Linked DNA regions of Mus musculus: region 1 is linked to region 2. The links are chromatin loops, found by intact Hi-C in ENCODE. Cell type or tissue: gastrocnemius. All regions are shown on one strand. Links, peaks and the distances in the headings refer to the core of each region. The heading gives the core; the rest is flanking DNA.

What was found. Hi-C counts contacts between places; a loop is a spot of excess contacts. Peaks named below come from ENCODE experiments on the same cell type or tissue, not always from the same donor. Only the 100,000 strongest peaks of a DNase experiment are listed, where the experiment ranks them.
Region 1: it touches region 2 in a loop (2.2-fold over the local background); 3 of 42 quality-filtered maps call a loop at or near these places.

The regions. Positions count from the first base shown.
Region 1 is chr12:51,783,604-51,786,422 of GRCm38, forward strand. It overlaps Hectd1 (HECT domain E3 ubiquitin protein ligase 1), which reads right to left. Exons shown (of 43, transcript NM_144788.2): 17 at 2,206-2,352; 18 at 579-673. Among named protein-coding and RNA genes, the nearest start is that of Gm5785, 43 kb to the right of the region's middle. In gastrocnemius, for the core only: a CTCF peak has its summit at 1,450 (motif pointing left); no DNase peak of the experiment used is centred there.
Region 2 is chr12:51,899,378-51,902,196 of GRCm38, forward strand. All of the region lies in intron 23 of Heatr5a (HEAT repeat containing 5A), which reads right to left. Among named protein-coding and RNA genes, the nearest start is that of Gm34894, 49 kb to the left of the region's middle. In gastrocnemius, for the core only: no CTCF peak of the experiment used is centred there; a DNase peak (open chromatin) is centred at 1,381.

The DNA of each region.
Region 1 (2,819 bases), core at 142-2,641, 120 kb before region 2:
ATCCCTGTCACAGCTAAAGAACTAACAATTACCACTTAATGTCCAGCATTTAGACAATGCTCAAATTATCTTCCTTTGTCTTCTTTTTTAAAGAGATTAAGCCAGGAATTCTTTCTTTAGCTTAGGCTGGTCTTAAACTCAATCTACCTGCTATCATCTCCTCAGGCACAGGACTACAGGTGTGTGTTACACCCAGCGTTATGTAACTGTGAAACAAATGACTGCATCTTAAACAGCTATGTATTTTAAATGATCAGCTGAAGTCCTGGCAAACATGTTTTACTTTCTTCTATTAGACTGAAAATTTTTAAATTTTATATTTATCAAAATATAAATAAAATAATTCCGTGTGTATATAAACACAGACTTATTTCAAGGACATATATCAAGTATATGAACATGACAAGTATCAAAGTAAAAGAAATTTGGGGTTCATTTTTGTTTTGGACGCTAGGTATTAAATCCAAGCATTTCATATGACAAGCATAGACAAGCATGTGACAAGCATGTGATGAGCAGTAACAAGCACGTGAAAAGGTGACAGCATGCCGGATGGCTGCACATTCCTGTCTCTTTACCTCTCATCATCTTCACTTTCACTAAAGGCTGTTTTGAAGACATTTATTCTTTCTACCAGTTGACTACAATCTTGCTTCATATCCAAATCTATACTCTAAAGAAAAACAAAAAGTAGGTCAAAGAAGAGCATATTTATCGATTTTACTGACAATTAGTAGACGCTTATAGAACATGCACATTATAAAATTATCAAGACAATTTCAGTAAACTCATTACTCATTCAATCTTCAAATTAAAAAAGGTACAGAGGGCCCTGTGAGCTGAGGAGGCGGGGACTAATATGCACTTGTTTCTCTTCACTAACGTTAACTGTGCAAGCTTATACCAGTGTTTCCCAAAGAAGGCCAGTGATTTCAACTGAACGAGAGTCAATTCATTTCCATTTTTATTGTACTAGTTTAATGAATTTAAGTGAAAGAAATAAAAACCATGGTTTAATAGATATTAATAAATGATATATTATCAATTATTATTATAATTTCAGTAAATAGAAAAAATACAACTGGCAAACTTTATGAATTTAAGACCCACTGAAGTTAAAGATTTTCAGAAAATTCAAACTTTATCAACAAATAGAAATTAAAGTGAGATCCTGGTGATGGTGGCACAAGTCATTAATCCTAGCATTTTGGAGGCAGAGGCAAGTAGATCTCTCAGGTCCAGGCCAGCCTGGCTTACAATGTGAGTTTCAGGACAGCCAGCAATACACTGAGAAACTCTGTCTTAGAAAAACAAAAGAATGAATGAATCATGGTAAAGGGCTGGAGACTGATGCTCTTCCAGAACCTAGATTCTACTCCCAGCACCAACAAGTCTGCTCACATCTGATGTAACTCCGGTTCCAGGGGCTCCAATGCCCTCTTGTGGCCTGCATGGGCACTGCATACGTGTGGTACTCACACATGCAGGCAAAAACCCATACACATAAAATAATTTTAAAATTTCAAGCTAAAAAAAGAAATTAAAACGGCAAGTAGAACTGACATAAGAAAGTTTTTCTAGCCAGGCGTGGTGGCGCATGCCTTTAGTCCCAGCACTCGGGAGGCAGAGGCAGGCGGATTTCTGAGTTCGAGGCCAGCCTGGTCTACAAAGTGAGTTCCAGGATAGCCAGGACTATACAGAGAAACCCTGTCTCGAAAAACCAAAAAATAAAAAATAAAAAAAATATAAATAAATAAAGTTTTTCTTTACTGAAATAAGGGAAGATATTTTTATAAAACATATTTACAGTAGATCAAGTGTAAAAGAAATATATGATTATTTACTAAACAGTTCCATTATACTTTCTAACACTATCTTACAGAGTAGCTTCCTGAGTAGGATTTCAGAACTGAGGTGCTTTATTTCATGTAACCTCTGAGGAAAGTGGACAACTACATGCTCAGTCTTAGGATAAAGTGGGTTTCAGCAAATCCTTCACTAAAATAAAACGGGAACACTTTTTTAAGTTTTTCATGAAGGTTCAATTATCTCATTCCATTGATTTAATGTAATGATGTAACTCAAAGGAAAAGTAATTAGAAATATTAAATTTACTTAGTATTAAAATGTTTCGTGACTAACAACACTTAAAATCACCTTTGGGACTTCATTCTGTTTTTGCTTTGTAGCCCTAAATATACTTACATTGTTTAGAACAGTAAGAAGTGCCTGGACTAAACCACTACTACACATTTCATACGGTGAGATCGTGTTCTCATCCTTCAGCAGTACAATTAGGTTTTCTAAGGCTGTCTTCATTAAGTCTCGCCAAGTGTTTTCACCTTCGATACACTAAAAGAAAAAATAAAAACAATGTAAAACTACACAGTCCTTAAGAAAATGACACATAACAACGCCATGAAAACTGAATAATATAACACTAGATTAAAAGCTCCTATTACTAAGGCAAATTATTTTGAATAGGTCAACAATATTTGTTTGTAAAAAACATGCGGTAAAGATTTTAGAGGGTTTTTTAAAAAATATTTTAATTATGTGGAGAATAGGGGTTACACTGTATGCTTTGGCCTATAGAGACCCAGAACATCAAATCTCTCAAGATCTAAAATTACAGGTCGTTGTGAGCCACCCAATTTGTATGCTAAGAACCAAACTGAGGTTTTCTACAAATCAATGTATACATGTAACCACTGAGCTATCTCTCCAGCCCTACTATTTTAGGTTACATTAAGTTACATAATTTCTGTGTAGTCCTGTGGTACTATATATAGCACTTCTATTAAGCCTTGCTTATTACA
Region 2 (2,819 bases), core at 282-2,781:
AATTACTATTAATCAACCATACACCTTTATGATAACCTCAAATAGTTAGGACTCATAAGCACGGGTAACAATTTCAGCTGCCAGGCTGATCTCCACACACATGTACCCCGTCATCACGCATCACACACAACAGGAATGATGACAACATTACAACACACTGTGATAATTATCAATCCTGTGCATGAAGATGGCTGCACCTAATGAAATTCACAATCACAATAATGAGGCTATGAATGGATTGAAGAAGGCTCTGTCTCAAACCTATTGAAATATTCAGAACACATACCTGTGTGACACACCTTTAAAAATATTTTTCTTAGGACATTCACTGTTATTATAGTCTCAAAGCTATGATTCTATGCACCAATTAAGGAACTGACTCATTATTAACTTTTTCTTTTGAGACAGGGTCAGTTCTGAACTCTTAGAGATCTACCAGCCTCTGCCTGCAGAGAGCAGGGGTTAAAGGCATAAATCATCATGCCGAAACCTGTTAACTCCTTAGCTGCTAGCCTTACAAATGAAATGGAACTAATGCTATACAGCAAATCAGCCACTTTTTGTTTTGTTTTGTTGTTTTCTTTTTTTGAGACTGGGTTTCTCTGTATAGCCCTGGCTGTCCTGGAACTCACTCTGTAGACCAGGTTGGCCTCAAGCTAAGAGATCTGCCTGCCTCTGCCTCCTTAGTAATAGGATTAAAGGTGTACACAACCAGGCCTGGTGTATGACACTATCTCCTCTCTCTCTCTCTCTCCCCCCTCCCTCCCTCCCTTTCTCCCTCCCTCTCTCCCTCTTACTTTCTTTTTTTTTTTTTTATTAAAAAAAGAGTCTACAGAAAGACATTTTCCCAATAAGAAAGGATGAAATCAAACTACAGAGCATTAATGAAAAACAACAACAACGGCGGAATAAATCAGACCTGCAGTATCAGAAGTCAAAGTAGAAGGCAGGGTCTAAAGCAACCACGAGGAAAGGAAGCATTGAAAAAATGATTTTGAGATAAAGTTCCATGTGGCCCAAGTTGGCATCCCCTGCGACACGTGTCAGAAAGGGAAAGGACGCTGCAGTGAACATGGGCGAACCAAGTGCAGTCTGCTGGAGCCACAGACCTAGAAGCTGGCCTTTCAGTCCTACTGTGCTTAACCTCCACAGTTACATGTATGTGGGGAAAGAGGAACCCTTGTCTACTGTTGGCTCAAGTGCAAACTGGTACAGACACTATGGAAATTAGCATGCAGGTTTCTTAAGAAGCTAGAAGACCAGCAGATGGCTCAGCTATGCTACTTCTAGGTACAGACACCCAAAGGATTCCATGCTTTGCCATCATGCCAACGTGCCTGCTCATCATGTTCACTGCTGCTCTGTCAGCCCAGCTGCTCATTAGCTGGTGAATGAATGGGTGAGAAAACGTGGTACACACACACAGTGTGGTTCTACTCAGCTGAGAGAAAACCTGGCACGATGAAATCAGCAGCGGGACGGACGGGACTGGAAATGTACTGAGTTGAAGAGGCCCAGAAAGTCAAACGGCTCATGCTGTCTCTCCCATGAGTCCTAGTTTCCTATTTCTAGGTCTGTAAGTTTAATTTGGAGAGTCTGGAGAAGCTAGAAACCCAGAAAGGGCCCTTGAGAGGGTTCAGGAAAGTGGGCCATATGCCATGCAAAAGCAGAGGTGGAAAATACTGGGATTAAAAAGAATTGAAGGATGTATAGTAGATACTATCAGGATGAATGATCTTTTTGATATGTTAAGTGAATGTGTGTGTGTGTGTGTGTGTGTTGTGTGTGTGTGTGTGTCTCTGTGTGTGTGTGTATGTGTCGTGTGTGTGTGTGTGTCTGTGTGTGTGTGTGTGTCTCTGTGTGTGCGTGCGTGTGTGTGTGTGTGTGTCTGTGTGTGTGTGTATGTGTGTGTGTGTGTCTGTCTGTGTGTGTGTGTGTGTGTGTGTCTGTGTGTGTGTGTGTGTCTGTGTGTGTGTGTGAAGGACTCTGAATGAAGGTACTTTGCTTACGTATTGGGTGATACTGCTCCCAGAAGCCATTGGTAACTGAATGAAAATCCAGTACCAGGTCTGGGATCCAGGCTCCGTCTCTATGAGTTCTGGTCAAGGAAGAGCCAGAGGCAAACAAAATGAAAATACAACTGAGTCAGGAACCTCAGGGAGCATGACTCTAAAGTCAAAACTGAGCATGGTGGTGCACACCACAGTCCCGGCCCTTGGGGCACGGGGGCAGGAGGAATAGAAAAAAAAAAAGAAACAGGAGAAAAAAAAATCAGTCTAATTATGTACGCATTGAAAAAATGATTTTGAGATAACGTTCCATGTGGCCGAGGTTGCAGTGAGTCTTGTATGTAGGTGAGGATTGTCTGGATTGTCTTTTAATCCTCCTGCTCTACAGGATTAGAGGTGATGTTTTTCTGGGGATTGAATTTAGGGCCTCTCATCTGTTAGACAAGTGCTCTATCACTGAATTGTACCAGATCCCCAGCCAGAAAAAGTATGTGCTCTTTTTAAAGTAGACATCCTTACAAATCTTAAGGTGTAGACAGCAGATGGTATCAGGTCCAGCCACTAAGAAGTCAAAGCAGACAAAACAGAACAAAACCTAGAGGGATTTCAAAGTACTTTTTCCTTTAAAATACTTCATCCTAGTCGGGTGTGGTGGCGCACACCTTTAATCCCAGCACTCGGGAGGCAGAGGCAGGCGGATTTCTGAGTTTGAGGCCAGCCTGGTCTACAGAGTGAGTTTCAGGACAGCCAGGGCTACACAGAGAAACCCTGTCTCGGAAAAATCAAAAACAAACAAACAAACAAACAAAA